2 separate regions of the Homo sapiens genome follow, and region 2 is linked to region 1. Evidence: read pairs that join two places in POLR2A ChIA-PET (ENCODE). Cell type or tissue: K562. All regions are shown on one strand. Links, peaks and the distances in the headings refer to the core of each region. The heading gives the core; the rest is flanking DNA. Region 1 overlaps LOC124901287 (a long non-coding RNA gene). Region 2 has its middle 30 kb from the start of ABT1.

The links. ChIA-PET counts read pairs that join two places held together with the same protein. Peaks named below come from ENCODE experiments on the same cell type or tissue, not always from the same donor. Only the 100,000 strongest peaks of a DNase experiment are listed, where the experiment ranks them.
Region 2: POLR2A ChIA-PET joins it to region 1 with 6 read pairs; 2 of 35 experiments call an interaction of 5 or more read pairs at or near these places.

Annotation. Positions count from the first base shown.
Region 1 is chr6:26,293,320-26,300,289 of GRCh38, reverse strand. LOC124901287 (a long non-coding RNA gene) reads right to left here. Exons shown (of 2, transcript XR_007059520.1): 2 at 1,326-4,219. TRR-TCG4-1 (tRNA-Arg (anticodon TCG) 4-1) reads right to left here and starts at 613; the gene lies at 541-613. RefSeq lists cis regulatory regions at 2,843-3,370, 3,875-4,534 and enhancers at 4,055-4,349, 4,445-4,494. In K562, for the core only: no CTCF peak of the experiment used is centred there; DNase peaks (open chromatin) are centred at 689, 3,089, 3,815 and 4,259; H3K4me3 peaks cover 1,261 bases.
Region 2 is chr6:26,623,327-26,630,296 of GRCh38, reverse strand. No RefSeq gene overlaps it. Among named protein-coding and RNA genes, the nearest start is that of ABT1, 30 kb to the right of the region's middle. In K562, for the core only: no CTCF peak of the experiment used is centred there; no DNase peak of the experiment used is centred there.

The sequences.
Region 1 (6,970 bases), core at 615-5,614:
ACAACAAAAAAGTTAAAATGGAGAGTAAGAACTAGTAACATAGGCTTCAGCAGCTGCCAAAACTCCTTGGTACACGCGGATGTAGACTAAAAAAGAAATGTGAAGAGTTTTTGGCCTAGTGCTAAATCAGAAGAAGCAACAGGTTTCCTACTGTGCTAGCCACTGGGGCCTGGCATTAGTCTGAGACGCTACAGTTTGAGACAGCTTGGCTTATAGATCTGAATTTCTTTTTTTCAAGGAATTGAATCCTTGAATTGAATCTAAGCCTACAAAACCGAAACGCAGGTGCTTAAAATCCAAACTTGGGGAGAACCTGACAGCTCCAAAGTAGTAGATGGCTGTATTTCAGTTTTGACTTTCCAGTCTTTCTTCACTCTGTCACTTGTTCTCCTAAGGCCTTTGAGAATGTCTCCTTCTTCCCTTTAAAGGAGAGGAGATGGAAGAAAAAAAGGATTCAGAAAACCCAGAGAGTGTATGATTTATTTTTTTCTTGGAATGAAATGGGTAATAAAATTTTCATGCCCGAAAACGAACCCCACTTAACCACGAAGGGATTCGAACCCTCAATCTTCTGATCCGAAGTCAGACGCCTTATCCATTAGGCCACGTGGTCCCCCGCAGTTCCGTTGTTGCTGCAATACTTAGAAAATAAAACGAGCTTCCCCCCACCCGCCCCCTCCAACCCCCCGTGTTGGCATCTACAGCGCCCGTGTTTTCGCCAATGAGAAAATGAAAACTTTAGATTAGGTGGGATATTTGGGGCCACAGAATCGGGATTTATAAACGGTTGGTATCGACAATTATTTTAGTCTTGTGGTAATATAACTACTCCTTGGAGAGAAAAGTCGTTTGTTCTGACTCCCAAGGCAGAAGAAGCGGAGTTTATGGCATCTAAAAGATGCTAAAATTCTGCATATTGTCTGCATCGAAGGATATGTTAAAATAAGCTTACTCAAGGTTTCTTCCCTATGATGCTCATCCACATTCACCATTTACAGACTAGGTTCTTGCAGGGTCTGCCCAGATAGTTGTTAAGAAAACTGTACCTGGAAGGCAGTTTTACCACAAGGCAACATCTGTACCGTGGTCTTTCTCGCCATCCTGCATGGATATCTGCAGACCCCGGAGACAATTACCCCCTCTCCATGCTGTTCTGGTACTTTCTCTGATTGTGATAATGTGATATCAGAGCACTTTTCGTGGTATGGTTCTGTTTAGAAAGGAAAGAAAATACTTTCCTTGGGGTTTCTCAGGAGTGCCGAGCGGACTAGAGCCATTACCAGTTTTTGAGGTTCCCATATATTAAGAAGTGAAGGAACACGAAATAGAAATGCAAAAATTTTTATTATTAACAATTTTTACATTTAATAGATGAATCAACACGAAAATGTAATGCATTAGCATCATACTATGGAGAAGATATTTATAGAATTTATAATGTTCCGTAGCGCTCTTGGCCCCATCATGGCATATAAAGTTCTATTTTGTGTGGCTTCTTTCAAGCCTGTCAGTGAATCTCTGTGAAGTCAAGTACTTCATTTGAAGATAATGTCAACAGCCTACATATAAGACATTTCCTTAATTTTCCTAAACCCCAGATACTGGGAATAATGGCTCTCCTGGCTCATTTGTGATAAGTCTTGGTTTCTCTTGGTTAGCAAATATAGCGGCTTCTGGTGCATAGAAATTGGGCCTTTTACATAGTCTTTCTTTCCCTATCCATAGAATAACATCTGACAAATAGTAGGAGCTCAATAAAAATATGCCGAATTTCTCATTTATTTTCGAATTCTGCAATCATCTTCAATGTGAGAATTATTATTATTATTATTATTATTATTATTATTATTTTTGAGACAGAGTCTCACTCTGTGGCCTAGGCTGGAGTGCAGTGGCACCATCTCAGCTCACCGAAACCTCTGCCTTCCAGGTTCAAGCGATTCTCCTGCCTCAGCCTCCCAAGTAGCTGGGATTACAGGCGCCCACCACCAATGCCTGGCTAATTTTTGTATTTTTAGTAGAGACGGGGTTTCACTATGTTGGCCAGGTTGGTCTCGAACTCCTGACCTGAGCTGATCCTCCCACCTTGACCTCTCAAAGTACTGGGATTACAGGCGTGAGCCACCACGCCCGGCCAATGTGATAATTATTTAACAATATTCTTCTATTCTGCAAAAATCTTTGTTGCTCTCTCTTTCTCCTTCCTGGAGAAGATTGATTGAAAGGCTATTATAATATCTGGATGACCCATAAACCATTATGGGTAGTGTTTGTAGAAGTATCAAGGAGTGGTTGAATTCTGGGTATGTTTTAAAGGGTTTGTGATTAAATTGGTGTGAAATAAATAGAAAAGTCATATATATCTCCAGTTTCTTTTGCTGTAACAACACAGTTTGCATTTACTGAGACAGGAATGACTTCAGAAAGAGCATTTTGAGAGTGGAGTGTGTATGTGTGTGGTGGGGATCTAGAATCTGTTTCAGCATTTACTTCAAGTTGTGTATTGAACATTCAAGTGGAGATGACTAGTGTGGAGTGGTCAGATTTAAATAAATATATACAGTCCCAAACTTTCCCTTTCCCAAGTTAGAAAAGAAGTGACTTGCTGAAAAATAAACCAATCAAGGACCAGATCATAAACATGAAAACTCTAAAGACTTTTTTCCTTTATTTCCCCCCTTATTGATTGATTGATTGATTGCTGCACCTCCTGGAATGGGACAGAGACTTTTTTTTCTCAGAAGAGAACTGGAATAATATTCTTTGCTCACAATTGGTCAGTGGTTTCCTATTGCCCACTGAAAAATAAAATCCAAGTGTTTGCCTTGTATACTCACGCCCTTATGACCTGTTCTTTCCCTTTTTGTTCTGCCATAACTCCAAACCAATTTTAGGTATTGTAAGACCTAAAATTTCAACTGCTGCCTTGAGATTTTTGACCCTCACAGAGCTCCCCAAAAATGCTTATCCACAAATTCCCCTGTCTTGATAGCTATGACTCCCACAAGCAGGAAAGGTTCCCTACTTGTCCAGTTCCCTTATCTGACAGACCAGCTGCATCTCACTCAGGCCTCAACCTAATGGGTTTCGTCTCACTGCCAGTCCCTAAAACTGTTAAAGCAAGCCAACTACATTCTCTGGAGGGAACCAGGAGTCACCCAACCCTCTGATGACTACAAAGCCTACCTCTCACAGCCCCTAATGGTTCATTCTGTTCCTGAGTGCAAACCTTCTGTGGCCTTGCACGGTATGCAGTGCCCTCTTTTTTCCAGGCTGTGAGTACATATGACTAATAAATTTCTGCCAGTCTCATTTATTCAGTGTTGAGGTCATGTGTCCAGCCTTCTTACTATTTAGGGCAGGAGAATTTATTGTCTTTCAACAGGTGCACAGGAGGTGATCGGAACACAGCCACTTTTCTCTCCAAATCCCTCTCCCTCACATGACCTCACCTCCATACTTCATCACACTGAATTATTTGTAGTTCCTTAAAAACCTTTAACTATTATGCTTCCTTATATTTATTTCTTTTTGCTAGAGTGCTCTTCTCGGCTATATGGCAAGTTCTTACTCATTCAAGTTTTGGCTCAAAACCTGCCACCATTTCAGAATCAGACAATTGCCAGGGCAAAATTAATGCAGCAACCCTGTTTTAGTTTTCATTTATCTCTGTAGATAAGTGCCATGGTGATGACCCTTACTAAAATATCGGAATGTTCACATACTTACTGGGTAATAATGTTATTCTATATATCTCAAGTAGTGTGTCACTATGAACTAGGTTGTCAGCATTATTTAAAGTAAATATGATGATTCATGATGTGTGCCTGGTGTCTGGTTCCACATGCCTGGCCACGTGGTAGCTATGACTAGCTCCCCTTAACAACTTTGACTCTAATGCCCAAGTGGACTTTGCTATGCAAGCATAGCTTACACACATGCGTGCAGTTCACAATTGGAGAGAAAGGGCTTTCCTATCCTCAGTGAAGACGTTGGATGAGAAAGCCTTCTTTAGCCTTCACCTGTTGGAGGCCAAAGGAATGAGGGACGTGACCAACTCAATATACCACTGGAGGGTATATGAGCAAACAGCAAACTGTTCTCATGAAAGCAGGATGTTGGCAAACTGACAACTGCATCTGTCACCAGAAGGAATGCTGAGGGCAACCACGTCCCAGGCACCGTGTTCCTTAAGGTTATCTATAGGAACATCTGGAGTCTGTTGAACAAAGAAAGCAATCATGTGAGCCTGTGATAAATCAAGTAGCTGACCAACAGTTACCCCTTCCTCCCTGTTCACTCCACGTAATAAATATGAAGGGCTGTAGAAGCTCAGGGCCCTTGTTCTCTAGAAGCAAGGAGCCCTCTGACCCCTTCTTTTAAACAAATTCTTTTGTCTTTGTCTTCATTTCTGCATTTGTCCTCCTTCGTTTAGTCCTACAGTAACAGCCACAATGGCACCCAAACAGAGACTTGAATGAAGAAGGTCTGCTGGAGCAGAGAAAGTGAAACTGATCAGATGAACGAGGAACCCCAGGACGAGTCAGCCAGAGGAGGATATAAAGTCAGTGCCCTGAGGAGGTACTGGGAGCGGGAAGTTTCTGAATCAGGGTAACATGGGGCAGAATTTGTCTATGGAGGAGCAACATTATGTGCAGTTGCTTAATGCTCAGGTTAGCTCTCAAACACTAACTAAGCTTCTGCAGGAGTTTATTATGCATAACCCATGGTTTCCACAGACAGGCACCCTCAATGTGGAAAATTGGGACCCAGTAGGAGACAGATTAAAACGGGCTCATCAAAAAGGTCTCAAAGTTGATCCTTCTGTTTTCTCTGGGGTTTAGTCTGTACTGTCCTTCTGCCATTGTCCCCTTCTTATTCTGCTGGACCACAGGAGCCATGTTCTGAATCTCAAAAATTGAAAGAATCTTTTGTCTCACCCACAGCATGCATTGAAAATGATAAACAGGAGGCCAGGCACAGTGGCTCACGCCTGTAATCCCAGTACTTTGGGAGGCCGAGGTGGGCGCATCGTGAGGTCAGGAGATTTGAGACCATCCTGGCTAACACAGTGAAACCCCATCTCTACTAAAAATGCAAGGAAATTAGCCAGGCGTGGTGGTGGGTGCCTGTAGTCCCAGCTACTTGGGAGGCTGAGGCAGGAGAATGGCGTGAACCCGGGAGGCGGAGCTTGCAGTGAGCTGAGATCGTGCCACTGCACTCCAACCTGGGTGACAGAGCGAGACTCTGTCTCAAAAAAAAAAAAAAAAGAAAAGAAAAGAAAATGATAAACAGGAAAGGACGAAAATTGGCCTGTACCATCCCCCCAATAGCAGAAACATCTATACCGCCTCCTTCAGTAGCAGAAAGAGACCCCAACACAAAGAATTCTCTGCGCTGCTGCCATAGCTGGAGAGCCCCTAGGACCTTGCGCTTTTCCTATTTCCGTAAGGCCCAATCTGAATAATCCACAGCAGTTTACTTATGAACACACCCCGGTAGAGTTTAAGTTGTTGAAGGAATTAAAAGCTAGTGTAGTTAATAATGGAATACAGAGCCCATTTACTTTAGGATTGCTAGAATCTGTACTCGGTGCTATGTGCCTTCCAGCCTTTGATATAAAGCATTTGGCTCACACTTGTTTGTCTGGTAGTGCATATCTGACATGGAATTTAAACTGGCTAGAACTGTGTGCAGACCAGACTAGACAGAATCGTGCTGCTGGACACGGGGACATTACAGAGGATATGCAACTGGGTAATGGCCCTTATTCAGATCTGCTGCGACAATTGACACTCCCAGGCACTGCTTACAAGCAGTCTGCCTTGGCTGCTAAACGCGCCTGGGACACCATTCCAGAGCAAGGAGTCCCAGTACAATCTTTTCTACAAGTTATGCAAGGGTCGCAGGAGTCCTATGCACATTTTGTTGTACAATTACAAGAGGCAGTGAGGCATCAGATTCCTCATACCGCTGCTGCAGAAATGCTTACTTTGACTCTAGCTTTTGAAAATGCAAGTGCAGATTGTAAACGTGCTCTGGCACCTGTGAGGTCTGCAAAGATCTTAGGAAAATTTCTCAAAGCCTGTCAGGATGTGGGAACTGAACTCCATCATTCTACAATGTTGGCTCAAGCAATGGCTAATTTAGTAGTAACAAATCTAGAAAGGGCCAAGGGTCAAGCCCTAAAGTAGGAAAATGTTATAATTGTGGAAAAATTGGACATTTCAAAAAAGAATGCCATCAGACCTCTGGGCAGAGAGGATCTTATAATGCAGTTCCCCCAGACAGAAAAAATGCCAGGACTTTTCACTCGTTGTAATAAAGGAAATCATTGGGTTAATCAATGCCGCTCAAAATTTCATCAGAATAGCACCCCCCTGTCGGGAAACGAGAAGGGGGCCTGGATCCGGGCCCCTCAAACAATGAGGGCATTCCCCATCCAGGCCACAGCCCCATTTCAGGGATGGGTTCCCAGAAGAACATTGATTCCCTCTCCCCAGGAACACCCAGAAGCACAGGATTAGATCTTCCAGTCAGAGAACGGGTTACATTTGTTGGAGGAGACAAACCCACGAAGATTCCCACTGGTATTTGGGGACCTTTGCCAACAGGATATATGGGATTAATTTTGGGCAAAAGCCGTCTTAACTTACAGGGCATTACCATGGTCCCCGGAGTTGTTCACTGTGATTATGAAGGAGAAATTCAAGTAGTAGTAATGTCACAAGATCTTTGGGTTTTTGAACTGGGAGAATATACTGCTCAACTATTGCTTATTCCCTGCAAGTTGCACCCTTCCCCATGAAAGGAAAAACGAGGGAATCAAGGATTTGGAAGTACAACTAGGCGGTAAATTTATCTATCACAACCCATAGCATTTAATCGACCCACCTGTACAGTGCAAATTAAAGGAAAGAAGTTCTATGGGCTTATGGATACGGGAGCTGATGTGTTAGTAATATCCAAA
Region 2 (6,970 bases), core at 667-5,666, 330 kb before region 1:
TACTTGGGAGGCTGAGGCAGGAGAATCGCTTGAACCCGGGAGGCAGAGGTTGCGGTGAGCCGAGATCACTCCATTGCACTCCAGCCTGGGCAACAAGAGCAAAACTCCATCTCAAAAAAACAAACAAAAAAACCCTGATCATCCATATTGTCTTGTCCTTAGAAAAATAAATCATAATTCCTCAAGCAGGAAAATAATATCTACTAGTAAGAAAATTAAAATAATTGTTCTGAGTGAAAAAAGCCAATACTAAAGTTTATATACTGTATGATTCCATTTATAACATTCTTAAAATGATAAATTATAGAAATGAACAGCTTAGTGGTTGTCATGTATAAGGGTTGGGGAGTGAGGTAGGTGTAGTTATCCAAGGATACATGATGTATCCATGGGGTGATAGAAATGTTCTGTAGCTTGGCTGTATCATTGTCAATATCCAGGTTGTATGATTGTACTAATTTTGCAAAATAGTGGTTATCATTGGAAGAAACTGGGATTTCTCTGTATGATTTCTTACAACTGCATGTGAATCCACATTTATCTCAACATTTAAAGGTTAAAAATTTTGAAACATTACATTTAAAACGTCTCCTTTGATCATCCTTACTTAAATCTAGTCACTTAATTCCTTTCCAAAGACAGTGTTATCACATTGTCATGTGTCCTTCTACAGACATTTGATACATATGCACATAAAAATATTAAGTAATATTTGGTAAGATGTAGAAATACAGTTGCACAATCTCTTTACACTTACATATATGTTTCCAAGAAAGAGAAATGCAGAAATGATGAGGAGAGATGATATCACTAGGTAGGTGTATATTAACAAATATACAATATATGAAACAATAATGGTAAGTGATTTACACAGAGTGAACAGCCTACTGAACAATAATATCACAAAATTTGAGAGGAAAGTTGTAAGACAAAAGTGTTCTAGTGTCATTCTATTGGGAGAATTGTAAACATGTTGATTAATTTTAATTGTTTAATTATGGGTCTTAAAGTTTTATGACAAATGCAAAAAGTAATAGATATAGAATATAGAGCTTCTAAACAAATGGGACACAAAAATTGATTTTGAAGAAAAAAAAAAGTACAGCCATCTCTCAGTAGGTGCAGCAAATTGTTTCCAGGACCCTGTGGTATACCAAAATCTGGACTTACTCAAGTCCAGCAGTCAGCCCTGCAGAACCACGGAAACTAAAAGTCAGCCCTCCCTGTAGGCAGATTTCACATCCCACAAATACTGTATTTTCCATTTGCGTTTAGTAGGAAAAAAATTCACGTAACAATGGACCTTGGTAATTCAAACCAGTGTGGTTCAAAGGTCAACTGTATAGCCATAAAAGACAAGAAAAAATGAATCATATTTTATATTGAAAAAATATTTTATATTGAAAAGAGAAAACTGAGTTCTAAGCTTGCAGTGGGAAAAGCTAAAAATCAGCCTAAGTTACACCACAGGATTTTCTAAAGACTCAGAAATTTATGACCATAGGTACTTCTGGATCTGAGGGATAATTGGTGAAGGGCTAAAATAAGGAAGAATGTATAAAAGCTCTCTCTCTCTCTTGTCTTTCCAACCCTGGCAGAAAGAGGATGAAACAGATAGTATCTTGAATGAAGGACACAAGGCACAGATGATGTGATGGGTAGCATGGAGTGGGAGGATGGAAATAGAATTATCACACAAATTTATTCATGCTAGCTACAAAATCGTGGCAGTCTTATCCAACTCTACTGCCAGATTTCAGGCTAGGCAGTCCTTAGCTTCCAGGCATGTCATTGAAAGAGTTCTACTTGGTAAATCTGACCAAGTGAAGAGGAGAGCTGTAAAGAAACGAACATCATCAATGCCGAAAACATGGCCCTACCACATTACCCTCTAGTGAAGATCACTGTCAACAAGCCCCACTACATTTTAAATGTTGCCAGTTTTTTTGTTTTTTTTTTGTCTTGTTTTGTTTTGTTTGAGATGGAGTCTTGCTCTGTCGTCCTGGCTGGAGTGCAGTGGCGCGATCTCTGCTCACTGCAACCTCTGCCTACTGGGCTCAAGCAGTTCTCCTGCGTTAGCCTCCTGAGTAGCAGGGATTTCAGGGATGCGCCGACATGCCCGGCTAATTTTTGTATTCTTAGTAGAGATGAAGTTTCCCCATATTGGCCAGGCTGGTCTTGAACTCCTGACTTCAAGTGATCCACCCACCTCTGCCTCCCAAAGTGCTAGGATTACAGGACAGGCGTGAGCCATCGTGCCTGGCCTGCTGCCAGTTTTTAGCCTATGATTTTTAAACATGGATAGATCAAATAAGAAACACCAGGCATCTGAAAAAAATCTGAAATAAATGAATGGGAGGGAGAACCATGGATGACAGAATATTCAAGGAGAAAGTTATCAGTATGCACACACAATAAAAGTTACACGTAAATGAAACAAGGAAAAGATGTTGATGTTAAAAATATGATAGCAAAAATGAAAAATTCAGTAAATGTTTGGAAAATAAAGATGAGGTTTCAGACAAAAAGAATTTTGATAATAAGAAAGAGAAAAAAAATGTTAGAGGAACAGCCCAGGAATCTCCAATGCCAAAGTATTTGGAATTCCAAAGAAAACAGATAAAATAGTTCATTAGATAAAAGAAAATAAATGTTAACCCTAAAGAATATAGGTTTTCAAATTGAAAGACCTGCCAGTAGGCTGGGTGCGATAGCTCACACCTGTAATTCTAGCACTTTGGGAGGCTGAAATGGGTGGATAACTTGATGTCAGGAGTTCCAGACCAGCCTGGGCAACATGGCGAAATCCCATCTCTATTAAAAATACAATAGTTAGCTGGGCATGGTGGCACACACCTGTGGTCCCAGCTACTCAGGAGACTGAGGTGAGAGGATTACCTGAGCCCAGGAGATCAAGGCTGCAGTGAGCCATGCACTCCAGCCTGGGTGATAGAGTGAGATTCTGTCTCAAAAAAAAAAAAAAAAAAAAAAAAAAGAAAGGAAAGAAAGACCTAGTATCTCAGAACTGTGGATAAAATGGACCCAATTAAGGCATGTCATCTTGAAATTCAAAACACTACGATGAAGAGTAGATTTTATTCACTTTCTCACAGAAAGATACAGATAACATACCAAAACTTAGGAATGAAAATTTTCTTCTTATGGCAACATTGAAAGCTATAAAACAATGGTCATGCCTTTAAAATACAGAAGTAAAATGTTTTGTGGCCTACAATTCCTTAACCCATCAGATTTTTAATTAAACGTGAGGGTTAGCCTGGCGTGGTGGCTCACGTCTGTAATTCCAGCACCTTAGGAGGCCAAGGCGGGTGGATCACTTGACATCAGGAGTTTGAGACCAGCCTGGCCAACATGGTGAAATCCTGTCTCTACTAAAAATACAAAAATTTGCCGATTGTAATGGTGTGCACCTGTAATCCCAACTACTTGGGAGGCTGAGGCAGGAGAATCGCTTGAGCCTGGGAGGCGGAGGTTGCAGTGAGCTGAGATGGCGCCACTGCACTCCAGCCTGGACAATAGAGTGAAACCCTGTCTCAAAAAAAAAAAAAAAAAAAAAAGTGAGGGTGACAAAAATACATTTAAGGTCTCAAAAATCTATCCCAAATGCACATTTTCTCAGAGAAAATTTGACAAGAGTTTCTCTCTTGTTGCCCAGGCTGGAGTGCAATGGCACAATCTGGGCTCACTGCAACCTCTGCCTCCCGAGTTCAAGTGAATCCCATGCCTCAGCCTCCCGAGTAGCTGGGATTACAGGCATGTGCCACCATGCCCGGCTAATTTTTTGTATTTTTAGTAGAGACAGGGTTTCACCATGTTGGCCAGGCTGGTCTTGAACTCCTGACCTAAGGTGATCCACCCGCCTTGGCCTCCCAATTTGATGAGATTACAGGTGTGAGCCACTGCGCCTGGCCAAGAAAAATATTGAGTGATATGATCCATTGAATTGAGTGAAGAAACCAAGCCACGAGAAGATATGAGATAGAGGGAAAAGGAGATTTAATACTGCAGAAACACAAAATAAATATCCAAAATAATGATAGGAGAGTTACTGGAAGAGAATGAAATCTAGACACAGACCTTACAACTTTCACAAAATTTAACTCAAAATGGATTATAGGCCTAATCTGTAAAACACAAAACTATAAAACTTCTACAAGATGATGTAGGAGAAAATCTAGGGACACTTGATTTGATGATTTTTTTTTTTTTTTAGGAGTTTTGCTCTTGTTGCCCAGGCTGGAGTGCAATGGTGCCACCTCTGCTCACTGCACCCTCTGCCTCCTGGGTTCAAGCAATTCTCCTGCCTCAGCCTTCTGAGTAGCTGGGATTACAGGCATGCGCCACCATGCCCAGCTAATTTTGTGTTTTTAGTAGAGATGGGATTTCACCATGTTGGTCAGGCTGGTCTCGAACTCCTGACTTCAGGTTGATCCACCTGCCTCAGCCTCCCAAAGTGCTGGGATTAGAGGTGTGAGCCACCACGCCCGGGCAATGGTGATTTTTTTTAGACACGACACCAAAAGTACAATCCATGAAAGACATAACTGGTAAGCTGAACTTCACTAAAATTGAAAACTTCTCTGTGAAAGATCGTGTTAAAAGAATGAAAAGACAAGCCACATATTGAGAGAAAATGCTGGCAAACCATGTATCAATAAAGAACTTGTATTCAAAATATACAAAGAAGGCTTTAAAAATTCACTAAGAGGGGCCGGGCGCGGTGGCTCACGCCTGTAATCCCAGCACTTTGGGAGGCCGAGGCGGGTGGATCATTAGGTCAGGAGATCGAGACCATCCTGGCTAACAAGGTGAAACCCCGTCTCTACTAAAAATACAAAAAATTAGCCGGGCGCGGTGGCGGGCGCCTGTAGTCCCAGCTACTCGGGAGGCTGAGGCAGGAGAATGGCGTGAACCCGGGAAGCGGAGCTTGCAGTGAGCCGAGATTGCGCTACTGCAGTCCGCAGTCCGGCCTGGGCAACAGAGCGAGACTCCTCTCAAAAAAAAAAAAAAAAAAAAAAAAAAATTCACTAAGACAACAACCCAATTTTTAAAATGGCAAAAGATCTAAACAGACACCACCAAAAAAGATATACAGATGACAAATTACCATATGAAAAGATACCCAACATTGTATGCCATTAGGGAACTGAAAATTAAACCAACAATGAAATTGCATTACACACTATTAGAATGTCAAAAATCCAAAACACTGACACCACCAAATGCTGGCCAAGATATGCAACAGTAGAAATTCTCATTCATTGCTGATAGGAAAAAGCCATATGATACAGCCACTTTGGAAGACATTTTTGCAGTTTCTTTTAAAGCTAAACATAATCTTAACATATGATGCAGCCATCCTATTCCTTAATATTTACCCAAATGAGTTAAAAACATATGTCCACACAATAACCTGCACACAGATGTTTATAGCAGCTTTATTTATAATTGCCAAAACTTGGAAGTAACCAAGAAGTCCTTCACTACGCAAATGGATAAACAAACTGTGGTACATCTATACAATGGAATAGTATTCAACAAATAAAAAGGAATGAGCTATCAATCCACAAAAAAGACATGGAGGAACCTTAAAAGCATTCTTCTAAGTGAATGAAGCCAATCTTAAGGGGCTACATACTATATACTTTCAACTATATGACATTCTGAAAAGGATAAAACTATTAGAAGACAGTAAAAAGATCAATGTTCTCCAGAATGGGGGTGAGTTGGGGGAGGGACAAATGGATAGAGCACTGGGAATTTTTAGGTCAGTGAAACTATTTTTATGATACTGTAGTGGTAGATATATTACATTATACATTTGTTAAAACCCCTATAATGTACAACACAAAGACTGAACCCTAATGTGAACTATGGGCTTTAGTTAAATAATAATATATCAATCTTGGCTCATCAGTTGTAATAAATGTATCACACAAATGTAATATATTAATAGAAGAAACTGTGGGTGGTGTGGGGGCATATAGAATCTCTCTGTACTTTCTGCTCAAGTTTTCTATAAACCTAAAAGTACTTCAAAGAAATAAAGTCTATTCGCCAGGAGTGGTGGCTCACACCTGTAATCCCAGCACTTTGGGAGGCTGAGGCGGGCAGATCACCTGAGTTTGGGAGTTCGAGACCAACCTGACCAACATGGAGAAACCCCGTCTCTACTAAAAATACAAAATTAGCTGGGCATGGTGGCACATGCCTGTGATCCCAGCTACTGGGGAGGCTGAGGCAGGATAATCACTTGAACCCGGGAGGCGGAGGTTTGTGGTGAGCTGAGATTGCACCATTGCACTCCAGCCTGGTCAACAAGAGCGAAATGTGGTCTCAAAAAAAAAAAAAAAAAAAAAAGGAAAAAATAAAGTCTATTAATTAACATTTTTAAATTTTATTAAAAGATGAAGTCAAAAAATATAATATTTTAATGGTTGCTGAAACAGTTGTGTCCTTCTTAAAATAAAAATACTGGTTTTCAGATATAAAGACTGACACAATAACCGTCAACAAATTGATTGCAAAAAAGATTTTGTCTCTGGCCTTAAATACCTTCATCATTAAGTGGTATTCATATTATACTCTATGAGAAAAATTAAAGGCTCTGAAGATGTTATGCCTTTCCTATCTATTTCATCTTTACATATCCACTATTCATCTTTATAATACCCTTAATCTAGTAACACTTTCCCTTATCTCATTTCTCTTTTTCTTTCTCTTTCTTTCTTTCTTTTTTCTTTCTTTCTTTCTTTCTTTCTTTCTTTTCTTTCTTTCTTTCTTTCTCTTTCTTTCTTTCTCTCTCTCTCTTTCTTTCCTTGTTTCTTTTTTTTTTTTTTTTTAACAAAGTCCCTGTCTTTTGCCCAGACTGGAGTGCAGTGGTGTGAACATGGCTCACTGTAGCCTCTGCCTCCTGGGTTCAAGTGATCCTCAGCCTCCTGAGTAGGTG